2 separate regions of the Homo sapiens genome follow, and region 2 is linked to region 1. Evidence: chromatin contacts called from ENCODE Hi-C or POLR2A ChIA-PET data. All regions are on one chromosome and are shown on one strand. The core of a region is the stretch at or near the end of the contact, and the rest is flanking DNA. Distances in the headings are between cores, read along the strand shown. Region 1 overlaps CABIN1 (calcineurin binding protein 1). Region 2 overlaps CABIN1 (calcineurin binding protein 1).

The links. Hi-C counts contacts between places; a loop is a spot of excess contacts on that map. ChIA-PET counts read pairs that join two places held with the same protein, here RNA polymerase II (POLR2A). Pooled maps may share reads with other maps.
Region 2: a loop to region 1 is called in a map of colonic mucosa, with 2.0 times the contacts of the local background. The contact joins two enhancer-like sites. A Hi-C loop is called at or near these places in 2 of 168 maps with a recorded cell type or tissue (DLD1 and colonic mucosa) and 2 of 50 pooled maps. POLR2A ChIA-PET finds 5 or more read pairs at or near these places in 2 of 52 experiments (PC-9 and SK-N-SH).

Annotation. Positions count from the first base shown.
Region 1 is chr22:24,047,965-24,055,585 of GRCh38, reverse strand. CABIN1 (calcineurin binding protein 1) reads right to left here. Exons shown (of 37, transcript NM_012295.4): 7 at 6,366-6,495; 8 at 4,612-4,761; 9 at 427-713. Among named protein-coding and RNA genes, the nearest start is that of CABIN1, 40 kb to the right of the region's middle. Within about 2 kb of position 3,887, at least 2 of the 41 ENCODE cell types and tissues checked have a DNase peak (open chromatin) inside an H3K27ac peak, as active enhancers do.
Region 2 is chr22:24,116,475-24,124,095 of GRCh38, reverse strand. It overlaps CABIN1 (calcineurin binding protein 1), which reads right to left. Exons shown (of 37, transcript NM_012295.4): 28 at 4,398-4,729. Among named protein-coding and RNA genes, the nearest start is that of SUSD2, 61 kb to the left of the region's middle. Within about 2 kb of position 3,900, at least 2 of the 41 ENCODE cell types and tissues checked have a DNase peak (open chromatin) inside an H3K27ac peak, as active enhancers do.

The DNA.
Region 1 (7,621 bases), core at 2,638-5,137:
GTAACTTTGCTGACTGTTTTCTAAGATCAAAGAACTCAGGATGTACACAGTCAGCAAGAGAGCAGGACCAGAAGAGGGGACCTCTGCCAGCTTCCACATTACAAGTGGTTAAGAGCAACCTTCGTGCCAGAATGTGGCTGCCAGGCACTAAATGGTCCTGGGGGAACTGTCAAGGACCAGGAGCTGCATCCCTGATCCCCCGTCCTCCTAGCTGCAGGGCTTCAGAGCTGAAATGGCCCTGACGGGCAGTGGCACTGTGAGCAGGCTGAGAGGCTCCTCTAGGGCTGGGGGCTCCCACTTCCACTTGAGTCATGAGCATCAGCATGACCCTTCTGTCTAGGGAGGCAGGGCTCCCCAGCAGTCTCATTCCTGCTGGGCTCAGTGAACGGGGTCTCCCCGGAAGCCAAATTCAGGGGGCCTGCTTACCCACAGGAGCGCCTGTCTCCAACAGACCAGGACTGTGCAGTGGGAAGCTGGTTGTAGCCACAGAGGTGTAGGAGACCACAGGCTCGGCGACAGCCACAGCTGGGTTGGTGCTGACAGTGCTTGGCTGGATCACGTTAACTGGCGTCACCACCATGGAGGACTCAAGAGGCTGGCTGGGGTCCTGGTAGTCCGACAAATCAATCCTTTTGCCAAGGCTGGGACGTGGGGGCTCACAGGTGGTGAGATGATTGTACATGGCCAGCAAGCTCTCTCCGAGGCACTTCCAGCTAAAGGGAGAGGGCCACAACACCTGATCACCACCCTGTCAGAGGAATACTCCAAGCATAGTGGAAAATGGCCTGCCTGCACAGAGGCGGCAGAGCTGCTCCTGGAGCTGCCATGTCCATGGGGGTGGGGGAGGTGATCAAGGTTTCATCACTGGCACAACTGATGAAATCTTGTCTAACACAGCTGAACTGAAGATGCGGCAGCCAAAGCTGGACCAGGGACCTGGCATCCACCTGCCCCTCACTGCAGCAGAAGCCCCATAAGCATCTTGGCCTGAGGCACTTTCAGACTCAAGTAGGTATGTATGAAATCCATTGACTCACTTCAAAAACTCCTCCTCAGGAAGGTCAAGTCTTTAAAACACTTGTGGAACTCCCCTGCTGCCACGAATCTGTTTTATGCGGAGAGCCTGTGGGGGACTGCCAACAGGGACATGGTCTATAAGAACTTGGACCATGGGCAGGGCCTATGGGGAGCAGCACCTCAGTGGATTACCAAATGGGCTGGAGCCTGCTGGATGGCAACAGGAGACTGTTGTGTGTTTTGTTGTGGTATGGTGTGGTGTGTTATATTGTGTGCTGTCTATTGTTTTGTATTTCACATTCCGTGTTGTGTGTTGTGTTGGGTTCAAGGTTGTGTGTTGTCTACTATGCTGCGTGGTATGCTACAATGTATCCATTTATCCATCCCTTAATTGCTTCTAATGCCTCAGGCTAAAGACCAACTGCTCAGCCTGGCCTCATGGTGCTGCACAGCCTCCTCTCACACCACCCCCTGCAATCCTGCTACATTAGCTCTCTTTCAGTTCCTTAAACAAAATCACACTCTCACATGCCACTGGGCCTTTGGGCTGGCTTCCTTCTGCCCAGATGCAACGTCCCCTCCCACAGCATAGCCCTCTGCCTAGCCAATGCCTGTGCCTCAGTCAGACCCCAGCTCCACCACCCAGCCTTCCCCAACCCCTAGAGCAGCAGGAACCTTGTTCAGAGGCCTTCCAGCACTGCGCTTCTCTCCTCACAGCCCCCATCAGCTTGAGGCATGTGCTGCTTTCTCTGGGTGACTGATTACCCCTGGTATCACTTGTAGCAAGGGACCAGGCCCTGCCACACTGCGCCCCTAGCACAGAGCACAGTCCCCTGCACAGAGCCAGCATCCAGGAAGTGTTGAGAAAGGAATAAAAGAACAGTGCTTCAGGCTGGGCACGGTGACTCATGCTTGTACTCCCAACGCTTTGAGAGGCCGAGGCGGGTAGATCACCTAAGGTCAGGAGTTCGAGACCTGCCTGACCAACATGGTGAAACCCTGTTTCTACTAGAAATACCAAAAATTAGCCAGGGGTGGTGGCGCATGTCTGTAATTCTAATTACTTGGGAGGCTGAGGCAGGAGAATCGCTTGAACCTGGGAGGTGGAGGTTGCAGTGAGCCAAGATCGCACCACTGCACTCCAGCCTGGGCAACAGAGTGAGACCCTGTCTCAAGAAAAAAAGGACAGTGCTGGCTGGGTGCGGTGGCTCACGCCTGTAATCCCAGTACTTTGGGAGGCCGAGGCGGGCAGATCACAAGGTCAGGAGATCGAGACCATCCTGGCTAACACGGTGAAACCCCATCTCTACTAAAAATAAAAAAATTAGCCGGGCGTGGTGGTGGGCACCTGTAGTCTCAGCTACTTGGGAGTCTGAGGCAGAAGAATGGCGTGAACCCAGGAGGCAGAGCTTGCAGTGAGCCGAGATTGTGCCACTGCACTTCAGCCTGGGCGACAGAGTGAGACTCTGTCTCAAAAAAAAAAAAAAAAAGAAAAAAGAAAAAAGAAAAAAAAGGACAGTGCTTCAAATTCCAGAATCTAAATGATGGAGGCTCCCAGGGCTAGAAGGAATTTCTTCTATCTTTTTCCTGCCTTCAGTTAGTGTTACATTTAGACAGGAAGAATTTGCTTACTGGCTGGGTTGTGTCAAATGCCTTAAATACACCATTTCCCTTACTCGTGCCTTGCTCTTGCTCATGCCTACTAGGCACTGAGGAAACCAGGGGTGGTAAACTGTGCCCTGCAGCAAATTTTATTTTTTAATTTTTTTTTTTTTTTTGAGATGGGGGTCTTGCTCTGTCACCCAGGCTGGAATGCAGTGGTGCCATCACAGCTCACTGTAGCCTTGACTTCCCCGGCTCAAGCAATCCTCCCCCTCAGCCTCCCAAGTAGCTGGAACTACAGGTGTGTGCCACCATATCTGGCTAATTTTGTTTATTTTTTGTAGATATGAGGTCTCACTATGCTGCCCAGGCTGGTCTTGAACTCTTGACTCAAGTGATCCTCCTGCCTCAGCCTCCCAAAGTACTGGGATTATAGGCGTTAGCCACCATGCCCAGCTAGTTTACACATTTTTAAAGCATTGTTTAAAAAAAAAAAGAAAGAAAAAGAAGAAAATATACAACATAAATTGTACATGGCCCACAAAGGCTAGTATGTTTACTCTCTGGCTCTTTAAAGGAAAAGTTTTGCTGACCCCCGGAATAGATGGAGATTACTATAAAAGCATCATGTCCTCTGCTACCAGAGAGGGAATCTACACTCTTCCTTTAATGACCAAATCCCAAATTTAACTACTGAGCCTAACTCCCTCTTGCTTCTACTTCTCCCTCCTGCTTCTACTTAGCCCTCCCCCTACACCATGGAGGGTGGCCACGGCACCAGTTCCCAGCCCTCTGTTCTCCAGTCACATCACCACAATCCCTTCTAGTGTTCTCAGGCCTTTTCCTCCTTCACTGTAACAGGGAGGCACCCCAGGGCCCTTCCAAAACCCCAACCCTCTGTAGTTGGGGAGCACACACTCAGATGGGAGAAGGACTCTAATCCAGCTGACAAAATACAAGAAAGGGCACCAGACAGGAGTCCTAGAGCAGCCTGAAGAACAGCCCTTTCTTCCTGGCCATCTCGGTGCTCGGGTATGGAAATATTTCTGGGAAATTCTACATGCTGAAACTCACAGCCAGTCATAATAATACGGATCAGAGCCAGCCCTTCCTGAGTGGGTGCTATGTGCTGCCTCTGTGCTAGCCCTACATGTTTTGTCATTATCATGACAACCCTATGAGAGAGATGTTGCTCTCCCCGTTGCTAGGGAGTGGCTCCTAATGTCCCCAGAGTCATCCAATTCACAGCATTAGGAGTGCCAGGATTGGACCCAGGTCAGGTCAGTCTGATCCAGGCCAGAGCTCCCTCAGAGTAGGCAGACAGGGGTGGAGGTAGGGGGTGGGGAGTAGAAATGGAATGCTACTGCTAAGTCATGCTAAACTTAAAGATTCAATGTCAGAATTTTAAATACAGAAATTGAATTCCAGAGCTCGCTAAGGGACTAAACTATCCCAACTCCAGGGAACCGCCGATACCAATTTGCCCTTCCTGGAGAGAGAGAGACTCTCACATCATGGGGCTGGCAAGGACTATATTGAGGCCCATCTCGCAGGGCTCCCCACGTGGCCCTAGAGAGAAAACATGGACTTGAGAGCGGAGAAGCCCAGACCCGGGACTGTCTCTGGGCTCCCCATTTAAGTACTCTGAACATCAGTTTCCTCCTGGCAAGTGCTTGGCAAATGTTAGTTTCCATTCGCCCTCTAGATAGGGCAGGCTGAGAAGGGCCTTACAGGAATGTGGCAGGTGGCTGGGGTCAAGAACAGCAACAGCAAAAAGGGACTGAGACTGGAGGTACTTGAGAGAGAGCTGACCTGCTTCTTAGTAATCAAGTAAGCATGCACCTCCAACCATTTGGCCACTGTGCACCCAGCCCCCATTCATACCACCAACCCAGGATCAAGCCTCAAGGTCTCTCCCTCCTGTGCAGGGCAGCATCCCACAACAGGGCCTACTGGCCGACCCAGCACTCCCAGAGACGCTAGACAACCTACGTGAAGAAAGGAATGGGCTGCACAAGTTTCAGGTCCGGCTCCTTCTCCCGCACAATCAGCGCTTGCCTCTTTTTTCGCAGCCCCAAGGCCTCATCTACAATCGCCTGTGTCTCAGCTGCACTCACCGAAACATCGTGAATCGACATGTCACTAAAAGCATGTGAGACAGGGAGAAATTATCATGTTACAAACTAAAACTGAGGCTGAAATTTTACACACAAAAATGCATTTAGGTTAATACCTTTTAATGTGTATTTTTCTTCCTATAAATAAAATAACCACTTCAGTCTGGCCTGGGTAGGGCAGTAAATAGCCTTCTTAATACCCACATACACTAGAAATGACTAATATTCTTTGTTCCTTTGACAATTCAAAACTGGGCAGAGAAAGAGTTTTCATATGTATTAACACTATCACAATAATATCTGAAAAGCCACAGAAAAATAAAATCTTTCTCTCAATTATTATTAGAAAATCTTAAAAGAATGTAACTATCCTATACTGCCCATGCCAACAAAAAGTCATCGGAAAAGTGAAGCTCACCAAAGTGTATCACGACCCAAAAATACAGAAAGGGCAGGGGCTTGGAGGCCCTACGTGTCCTCTCACAGACACACTTCTGAGGCGACCTAACCTCACCTGCCCTCCTGCCCAGACTGTCCTGGTGCTTCCCAGCAGGGTTACACCTCAGAGCTACTCATGAATTTATCTGTTTCATGTGCTTCTTATCTGTCTCCCTCAAGGTTAGCTCCCTCATGACAGATGTTCCCTCAGTTCCTATCTCTGCCAACAGGTAGTTCCTTCAGGAGAGGGACAGGCTCACAGGGGATAGACGCCAAGATAAATCACTACTAATCAACCCCTACAGGTGTGTTCCAGGGCCAAGGAAGACCAGAGGGCAAAAGGAGTTGGCTGGGCTGGAGGGCTGTGGGGAAGGGCAGCTAGAGCTCAGAAAGCAACAGAGAGGTGACCTGAGAAACAGATAAGTTTGTAAGTGAGCAGCTCTGAGGTGTGGCCCTGCTGGCAGGCATCAGGACAGTCTGGGCAGGAGGGGCAGGTATTCTTGGGTCACCTCAGAAGTGTGTCTGTGGGAAGACACCTGGCAAAGGAGGGGCAATGGCGGGACAGGTGGAGAGGTGGGAAGATGGCATGAGAGTTTAGAGCATAGTGGGAGCCAGGTTGAGAAGACAGGATGCCACACAATGGTACCACGCCTGGAAACTGCAAGGGACTTGGGGCAGTCTTAACAAAAGGAGCCTGGGAGGGAAAAGCAGGAGGTGACGTGGGAGAACTATGGGGTCAGGCTGCAAAGAACCTCTTTGGTAATGCAACTGAGCATGGGCTATGTCCTGGAGGCAAGGCAGGGGTGGCACATGATCAGAGGCATGTTTGGGACACTGAACTCGGGCAGCACTGAGAACAAAACCCTGGGAAGGGGAAAGGCAGGAGGCAAGCTGGGCAGCAGGCTGCCCCAAGCATCCAGAGGACAGCTAGCGAACACTGAAAGCTGGCAGGACAGCAGGAGAGGCGGGCAGCAGGCAGCCTGAGGAGGCCTTGCCAAGATTAGGTAGAGGTGGGTGATCAACAAGGCAGTCCAAGGTCAGTTCACTAGATCAGGGGCTGCGGCAGGGCATGAAGCCCCAGAGCACAGGGGCTCCATCCATGGGACCTGAGGGGAGAATGTGGTGTGCTCCTGACCTTCACCAGCCACACAGTAAGCGTGCACACATGGCATGGGAAGAGGCAGGACTTACCATTTGAGGAACATTCTGAGAGAGTCCTTCCGGAGACAAGGCTGCTCCTCAAAAATCTTCTCCTTGAGGACCAGCCCTTTGCTGTACCGGCAATCCTTCTCCAAAGCTTTGCAGATGAAGTACAGACATGCTGGCGGGGAAAGAGACAGTTTATGACTTCTGAGACCGCACTCAGAAGCTCTGGCCTTGCCAGTTAACATCAGGAAAATCCTGCTCCTAGAATCAAAGAAATGCCTGGTAAAAAATAATGAGATACCACTTTAACTAATTCAGTCAGGTTAGTAATAAGACCCAGAGTAGACTGGGCACTGCAAGGTGAGCAGACCCAAAGATTCTGGCAGAGGACAGACCGTAGGATCTTTTTGGAGGACCATAGGCAATTACACACAGATCCTCGATGACCTGGGAATCCCACCTCTAGAAACTACTGCAAAAATCCAACAGGGCTCACAGTGATTATCTATTGGCTAATTGGAAAACAGCCTTCAAAAAATCTGGAAATAGCCAGGCACAGGGCTCACGCCTATAATCCCAACACTCTAGAGGCCGAGTTGGGCAGATTGCTTGAGCCCAGGAGTTGGAGACCAGCCTGGGCACCATGATGAAACCCCATCTCTACAAAAAATACAAAAATTAGTCAGGCATGTTGGTGTGCACCTGCAGTCTCAGCTACTCAGGAGGCTGATGTGGGAGAATCGTTTGAGCCCAGGAGGTAGAGGCTGCAGTGAGCTGTGATCATACCACCGTACTCTAGCCTGGGCAATAGAGTGAGACCCTGTTTCAAGGAAAAAAAAAAATCTCAAAACCACTCTGTCCCACCATGGCACCTGGTTAAATAAAGTATGTCCAATTCCACACAATAGGTTGCCAAGCAGCCACTACATAGATGGTCAAGGAGTGTGCTTACTGACCAGAAAGAAGGCCAAGATACAGTACTGGGAAGAAGCAGGAGACAAAAGAGGTCACATAGTGTGACTCCATTATACACATAAAACTTATTGAATTTTGTTTACCTGTATTTTCCAATTTTCCTCCTTTTTTTAAAAAAAAAACCTATTATTAAAGCTACTGCCTACAATTTAAGACATGTACATCACTCAAGTTAATGTCATAATGAGCATCCTCAAGTTATTGATCTGGAAAGCCTGTGCCAACTCCAGCTCCTCCAGGAATGGAGACAGTAACAGGTAAACACACAGAAAAAAATGGGATGGCATGGATTCACAAAGCAGAACTATGATATAAATTACAAAAGC
Region 2 (7,621 bases), core at 2,651-5,150, 68 kb before region 1:
GCCCACATTCTCTCCTCCTCCCCCAAAAGCCCTGCTGTCAGCAACTAAGCAAGTGGCACACTGTGCCCTGAAGGCGGTTTCTTTCCAAGGCCTGGGCAGGCAGAGCCTCACCTGGAGGTGTCTGTGAAAGACCTGAGGGTTCAGGAGTCAACCACACAGCTCCAGGCAGGCTCTGCTTGTGGGCCCCTTTGAAGAGGCAGACATCGGATGCTCCAGTCCACCAGTGAGCTGTGAGATGGCAACAAGAAAAAGGCACTGCCAAGCCCACAGGCAGGATTTTATGAAGAAATGTGCTGCTGTCAAATATACACAGCGGGAAGTGTTTGTTAACAAACAGCTGTGTTTGGAAAGTGGTAACTACTTCCCAGTTAATGGTTCCACATTAGTCAGTGACAACATGGAGTTGTGTCCCCCAGATCTGTGAACAAGCTGCTGCCAGCAGAGCTGACACCCCAGGTCTGGGCAGAGCCACATGCAGCCCCCAGGATGGCATGCCCCAGAGCAGCAGGAAGGTCTTAACTCAGGCTCTCAGGGGAGCTAGGTGTTAACAACCTGCATTCAATTTGGTGGTGGTAACTGGTGCTCAGCAAAGGTTTCTGGGTGAAGCAAACACAGAAGCCAATGGGAACCACCCTAGACCCAGCATATGCAAGGTCTAGAATGAGCTCAGTGGCCCGAGGCTACCTGAGGCACACTTGGCACCTGCAGAGCTGCCTCCTGGAAGCAGATCTGTGGGTAGGCAGTGTGGCTGTGGGTAGGGAGTGTCTGCTGCTTAAGGGGTCTAAGATTCAAGATAGCATTCCATTTCTGAGAACCAAGGAACTCAGCCTGGGAATGCAACGAACAGAAAAGCTGGCAGAAACTGAGGCTAATGGCTACTGGGGGTTGTCTGGGGATACTGACATCAATGGTGCAGACAGCCCAAGGCAGCCTCCATCCCTGCTACTGGGTGGGGATGGCTGGGTCAACTGGCCCGCCTACCCTGGACCATCACAGATGACCAAAATGACCTGGCGAGGGGGCATTCATGGTAAGAGCAAAATGGCAAACTATGAGTGTGGACAGGGTGTGGGGAATGGTGCAGCAACTGGGCCAGCATGAGATTGCCTGGGGCTGATGTCTGGCTCTGTCACTCAGCTCTGTGTGACCCTCAGAACAGGTTCCCAGATGCAAAGTAGAAGGGGTATGATCCCACCTCTGGGACCTGGTGTACCTGGTGTCTCGAAAGCACACAATCAACAGGGCATGTGTATTGGAGTTGAGAAGAAATACAGGTAGGGCATCCTAAGTCTGAATATCTAAAATCCAAATTGTTCCAAAATCTGAAACTTTGGTGCTTAAACGAAATGCTCATTGGAGCATTTTGGTTTTTTGTTTTTGTTTTTTTTTAGAGGGAGTTTTGGTCTTTCGCCCAGGCTGGAGTGAAATGACGTGATCTCGGCTCACTGCAACCTCCGCCTCCCCAGTTCAAGCGATTCTCCTGCCTCAACCTCCTGATTAACTGGGATTACAGGTGTGCACCATCACGCCTGGATAATTTTTGTATTTTTAGTATAGACAAGATTTCGCCATGTTGGCCAAGGTGGTCTTGAACTCCTGACCTCAGGTGATTCACCCGCCTCAGCCTCCCAAAGTGCTAGGATTACAGGCGTGAACCACCGTGCCCAGCCTCATTGGAGCATTTTGGATTTCAGATTTTTGGCTTAGCGATGGCTCAGCCAGAAGTATAATGCAAATATTCTAAGATCTGAAAAAAGCCAAAATCCAAAACTCTTCTGGTCCCAAGCATTTTGTATAAAGGATATTCAACCTGTACTAGACCCAAGAGAGCTAGTTTTAGGGTGGCAGAATTGTGGTTACCTCCCTCCAACTTTTAATTTTGACATAAATACTGTTTTCTACTTCTAAAAAAATCATCAAGAGAAGGGGCAGGCTGTAATAACAGCATTTTGTGTCTAGTGCTGAGCTAAGCACTTTATATGCACTGGCTCCTTCAAATTCAACATAAAGCCATTTAGCAGGGAAGTGGAGGGTGGGTGGGTGGGGCCCGTATCGCTACTCAACTCTCCTCCCACCCAAACCTGCTGTCCTTCCCCACTTCCCTTGCACAGGTGCCAATTCCTAATACATATTTTGTACCCGAAATTCCATCTCGACATCTGCCTCTTGAGAAGGTACCCTGTAACAGGATGAGGAAGGGTCTGAGCTCACTACTAGGGAACACCAGATCCTGGTCAGAGCTGACCACAGCTGGAGGGGGCTGCATGGCTGCCTGAGGAGGCACTTGAACAGAAGGACACCAGAGGTGGGGGAGGACAGGACAATGGTTACTAGTGTCCGTTCCACTGATGTGTGTGTGGGCTCTTGCAGTGGGCTCTGCTGCTCCCAAAAGAGGGAAAGGGGAAAGTTCCCAAAGCAATGGTGAGCCCAACAGAGTTCATATCAGCCATTGCCCCTCAGGCCCAAAGACGGCTTCAGCAGTGAGGACATGCTGGTTGGGGTTTATTAAGACCCAGGTCCACCTGGGTGCAGAAGGCCTGGGATACAGAGGTAAGGTCCACTGCCAAGTGGAGGCTGAGCAGTGAGCAAGCCAGGCTCCAGTGTGGCACCAACAGCCAGGGAAGCCGGAGCTGGCCATCGTTTGCTAGCATGCACTGCACCTTGAACTACAGACCAAAGCCCCAGATGATGAGACTCCCTCCCTCCCAGACCTGTGTCACCTGCTGTGCCCTGAGGAAATCAACCAAGTCACATGAGCATACCGGTCACTGTGGGGACACAGCACTTACCTTCTTGGACCCCTGTATCTAGTCCCCCAAACAGAATTCTGTGAAGTGCCACTTCCTGCACATAGCCAGTGCCAAGCCAGGGCCCATCTCTTGGCCAACTGTCCATTCTGGTTCTTCAAACATTCCACTGAGGATGCTGGGGGGAGCCAGCAGGAGACCTCTAGGAGGAGGACCTGACTGAGTCCTCACAGCTAGGCCCTAAAGGTCACCCCTGCTTGCCCAGCATACCTGGCCCTCTCTGGCCCTCGCCTACACCAATGCCAGCCCAGAATGGCCACCTTCCTGGGCTGCTTGCTCTGTCTGGGTGCTCTCCCTTCCTTCCAGACCAATGCTGTCCCCTACAATACAGGTCTCAGCACAAAAGGTGTCTTTGCAGAGGCACAACAGCACCCTCACCCCTCTATGCCCCCCGTTATTTTCTCTGTGGTATTGTTCAAATGAGACTTGCTTTACTCATCTGCATGTTTTTATTTTTTATTTATTATTTTTGTTTTTCAGATGAGTCTCGCTCTGTTGCCCAGGCTGAAGTGCAGTGGCCCAATCTTGGCTCACTGCAACCTCTGCCTCCCGGGTTCGAGCAATTCTCATGACTCAGCCTCCCGAGTAGCTGGGACTACAGGCATATGCCAGCATGCCTGGCTAACTTTTGTATTTTTAGTAGAGACGGGGATTCACCAGGTTGGTCTTCAACTCCTGACCTCAGGTGATCCCCCTGCCTCAGCCTCCCAAAGTGCTGGGATTACAGGCGTGAGCCACCACGCCTGGCCATCTGTATGTTTTTAAGTCTGCCTCCCCCTTAGAATGTAGCTACATGGTGCAGGACAACGACCAGGACACTCCCCAACACCTCCTGGGTGAGAGACTAAAGGAAAATAAAGTCACCCCTATTATTTACGTCCTGCCCAGGCCACATTACCTCCCCAAATCTAAACGCCAGCAGAAGAGGTCTGGCTGGGAAGCCCCTGGAAGCACTTAAGCCTGGGGCACAGCTGTTAAGGATCGCTACATCATCCGCTTTCCAAAAAGAGCTGGAGGAGGCTGTCAGCACCCAACCCCCATGAAGCAGAGGCTGTGAAGATGGTTTTGGCAGCTGCACCAGCGACAAGAGCCCAGGGGCAGGGTATGGTGAGGAGGCCCCTGCAATATGCAGCTGGAGAGATGGGGCCTAGGGCAAGCAAGGCCAGAACAGAGAGTAAGCAGGGCCCCTAGGGCACCTGGAAGACGGGCTTGCTGTCACTGAGACGATGGGTGAATGGCAGGGGTGAGGGAGCACGACATCAGAGTTTGAGTTGCTGCACAGCCCTCACAGGAAAGAGTAGTTGAGCCTATGGACCCTTATCCCTCACCCCATAGCCTATCCCTGAGACTGTGAGACCCCCTACACTCCTCCCTCCATTCCTGGCTGTGACCCTGGGCCCTCACCACCAGGTTCCCTGGCAAGCTGGCCCACTCCTGGGGCTGGCCCTGCCTCCTGCAGCTCTCCTCGCCCATCCCTCCCATGTGCTGCTACCGTGAAGCTCCAATCTGTCTTAGCTCTGCCCACCAACCTTCAAAGATGCCCAGCTGCCCTGGGAAGATCCAAGCCCCCTTGGCCCGGCAGCCACTCACCCGGTGGGTCTTGCTGTAGGTGTAGAGGAAGGCCAGACGGTAGAGACTCTTATAGTGCTGGGGGAAGCGGCTCAGGCACAGGCGGAAGGAGGCGATGCACTGCTCTGTGAGAAACTGCCGCTGCTCCTCAGCACCAGCCGGCAGCCCCTGGGGGAAGGCCACTGGCTCCCCTGGGAGGTCCCCTCTCTTCTTCCCATCCCACAGGGTGGGTGTGGATGCTGAGGGCTTGCCAGGGATGCAAGCAGAGGCTGGGGTTTCTGCAGCAGGCTTCTGGACACCTTGCTCTGCAGCCCGGAAGCCTTCTGTACTCTCCAATGACTCCTCGTTTTTTCCTACAGTTGAGAAGAAGGGAAAGAAAGTCACCCTGGTTTTAGGCCCTGTCCATGCAGTGGTCTACCACCAGTAACGGAGGCGCCTTGGTGAAGTGATCAGCACGGCTGGATCAATGCCCTTGCTGAGTGGATGCTGGACCCAGCAGCAGGAGGCACAGGGCCCAGTGCTGGCTCTGCCCCAACCGAGGTCTCCCGCTCCATGAAACAGGCTGTCCCAGCTGGCATGCAGTGAGGGACCCAGAGGCTACAGAGAGGGGAAGTTATGGGCTGGGCTCTGGGTCTTCCCCTCTGAACGGTGGCACAGGCTGTCCCACCTCTGGGGCTGGGGTATGGGGAAGCAGCCCACAAAGGGCAGGTGTTGCCACCACCAGCATCGCATAAAACACAGCCAGGGTTCACGAAGTATCATACCTGCTCCCCTGCTCAGTGCTCAGCCCACTGCCTGCCCCAACTCCCTCTCCAGGGTTGCCGCTGCTATATGTGAGCCAAGTGCTCCCACATGGGCCCTCATGTGACATGAGCCCAGCTCCTGAACACCCAGCCTTGCTCCACCAGGGGCCATGGGGCAGCAGTTCACATCAGGATAGCCCAGGCTGGGTGGTGGTGCTGCACGGCTGGCCCCAGGATGATGACAGTGGCCTGGATGACCTTGGGCTAGACCCTGAGGTGCAGGCTCCTTGGCTACAGAAGAAGAAAGCTATCTGGCCCGGGAGGGTGGGACAGATGGAAAGGGCTGGGGAGCAAGGGATAAAGGCAAGGGGTCCTGTGGTCTGTGGCTCCTTAGGCACTCAGGAGCACGGCACGCCCTGCACAGCCTGCCTGGAGGAGGCCAGAGAAGCAGCCAGCAGCACCAGCTCTGAGGTGGTATGCGATGGCTGAGCCCTCTCCCTACTGTAGTAGCAGCCTGGAGATAGCTGGGGCCTGCTGGGGCAGGGCCGAGTCAGCAACAACCAAGGCCCCCAGTTCTCCGCATGCTAAGTCGAAGCCTATCTGCAGACATCAGGTGTGTGGCCAGGTTGCCCACCATCACTATTCTCGTTGAGGAAAGAATCTGAGCATTCACTCCCTATGTTCCCCTCAGCCACCTGCTATTAGTCTGACCTTCCCTCCCTGCTCCCCTGCAGCCCACCCCACTGCTCTCCCTCAGTGTCCTTGCCTCTCCACCATCACTCCTTCTCCTGGAGCCATTGCCCTTCTCCCTCCCCTGCATCGCTGCCCCCAGTGGTGTTGGCAAAGAAAAGCCATAAGAGCATCTCCCCTCCCCCAGGCCCAGAGCCTACCATGGGCTGCCCCCTCCCCCTACCCTTTGAGGTGGCCCTAATGACTGAATGCCAGGAGGTCCTAGCTCCTTCCACACTACACTGTCTTCTCATGTGAGCTCAAGAAGTTGCCTGCGTCCCACAGCTTAGGGCTGGCACCCATCTTACAGGGGATACCATCACTTTATTAAAAAATGTGCCAGGTTTCTAATGTGTTCAAAATGTGGCTCACCAAACAGGGTAAGCCATAATGCTGGGATCAGCCCTGTGCTAGGCACGGGGGAGACAGAGGAATCAGATGATGATGCAGGCCTCTCAGCGGTTCACATCAGGCACTGAGAGCTTGGACACAAAGACACACAGAGCACAATTTTTATGGAAAGCAGGCAGAGGGTCAAGAATTCAGCCAGAGTCCTTAGAACACATAAAGAGGAAGAAAACAGCAATCCTAGACTGAGTCAGAAACCCAGCTTCAGGGAAGACCCGCTCAGCCGCCCCTCTCTCAGAGAGACAGCTATTCTCTTTTCTATTTCTTTTGCCTATTAAACCTAACCCCCCCCCCAAAAAAACAAACAAAAAAACCCCTGAGAAACAAGAACCCAGTTTTAGGCTGGGCGTGGTGGCTCACGCCTGTAATCCCAGCACTTTGGGAGGCTAAGGTGAGAGGATTGCTTGAGGCCAAGAGTTTGAGACTAGCCTGGGGCAACACAGCAAGATCTCATTTCTACAAAAAAATTAAAAAATTAGGCAGGTGTGGTGGCACCTGTAGTTCCAGCTACTCGGGAGGCTGAGGCAGGAGGATCCTTGAGCTCAGGAGGTTGAGGCTATAGTGAGCCATGATTGCATCACTGCATTCCAGCATGGGTAACAAGGACAAGACCCTGTCTCAGAAACAACAACAACAACAACAATCAGTTGCCTAGGGGTCTGGGTGGCCTAAGGGGCCCCGGAGAGATGGGGCGAGCTGCCTTACACACAGCATCCACTCCCACTGCTGAACAGGCCTCACAGGTCACTAGAGCCCTCCATTTCCTTACTGGAAGAAAGAGGGTCAGAAATGCCAACAGGACTACACCACGTTTCCCGGCCAGGATGTCCAATTCTAACCCTAGCTGCGTGAAGATGAGAAAACTTCCTTCTACCAAGAAAAAGCAAGTAAAATGTGTGTTCTGGCTGCTCTAGCCTAGGCTGGTGCCTGCCGCAGGCAGGGAAGACTGGCTTGGAATGCCTGTGGTGCATATGCCAAGGCCAACAGAGCACAGGAGCCATCTGATCCACATCAGCCCATGGAGGTCCTAAGAAGAATAAGGCACAGACATGCCCCCAGCTGAGCCTCTGGACTGATGTGTACTGATGGCCTAGTGAACTCAGGGGGCCTCATTATGGAAAAGCCTGGCCCTCAGGTGGCTACACATCTTGGCAAGACACCAACAGCTGAGAGGCCCAGACCAAAATATGCCCCAGCAAGGACCTCAAGTCTGTCTCTTTTGACTTCTGAGATCGTCTTACTCAAACTCTACTGGCCTGAGAAAAGAGCCCAGTGAGGATGCTTTCCACAAAGGGTGGGCAGGCAAGATGGGAAGGAAGCTGGGCATTGGCAGGTCAACTGCCCCCAGGGTGGCCTCCCCCCACC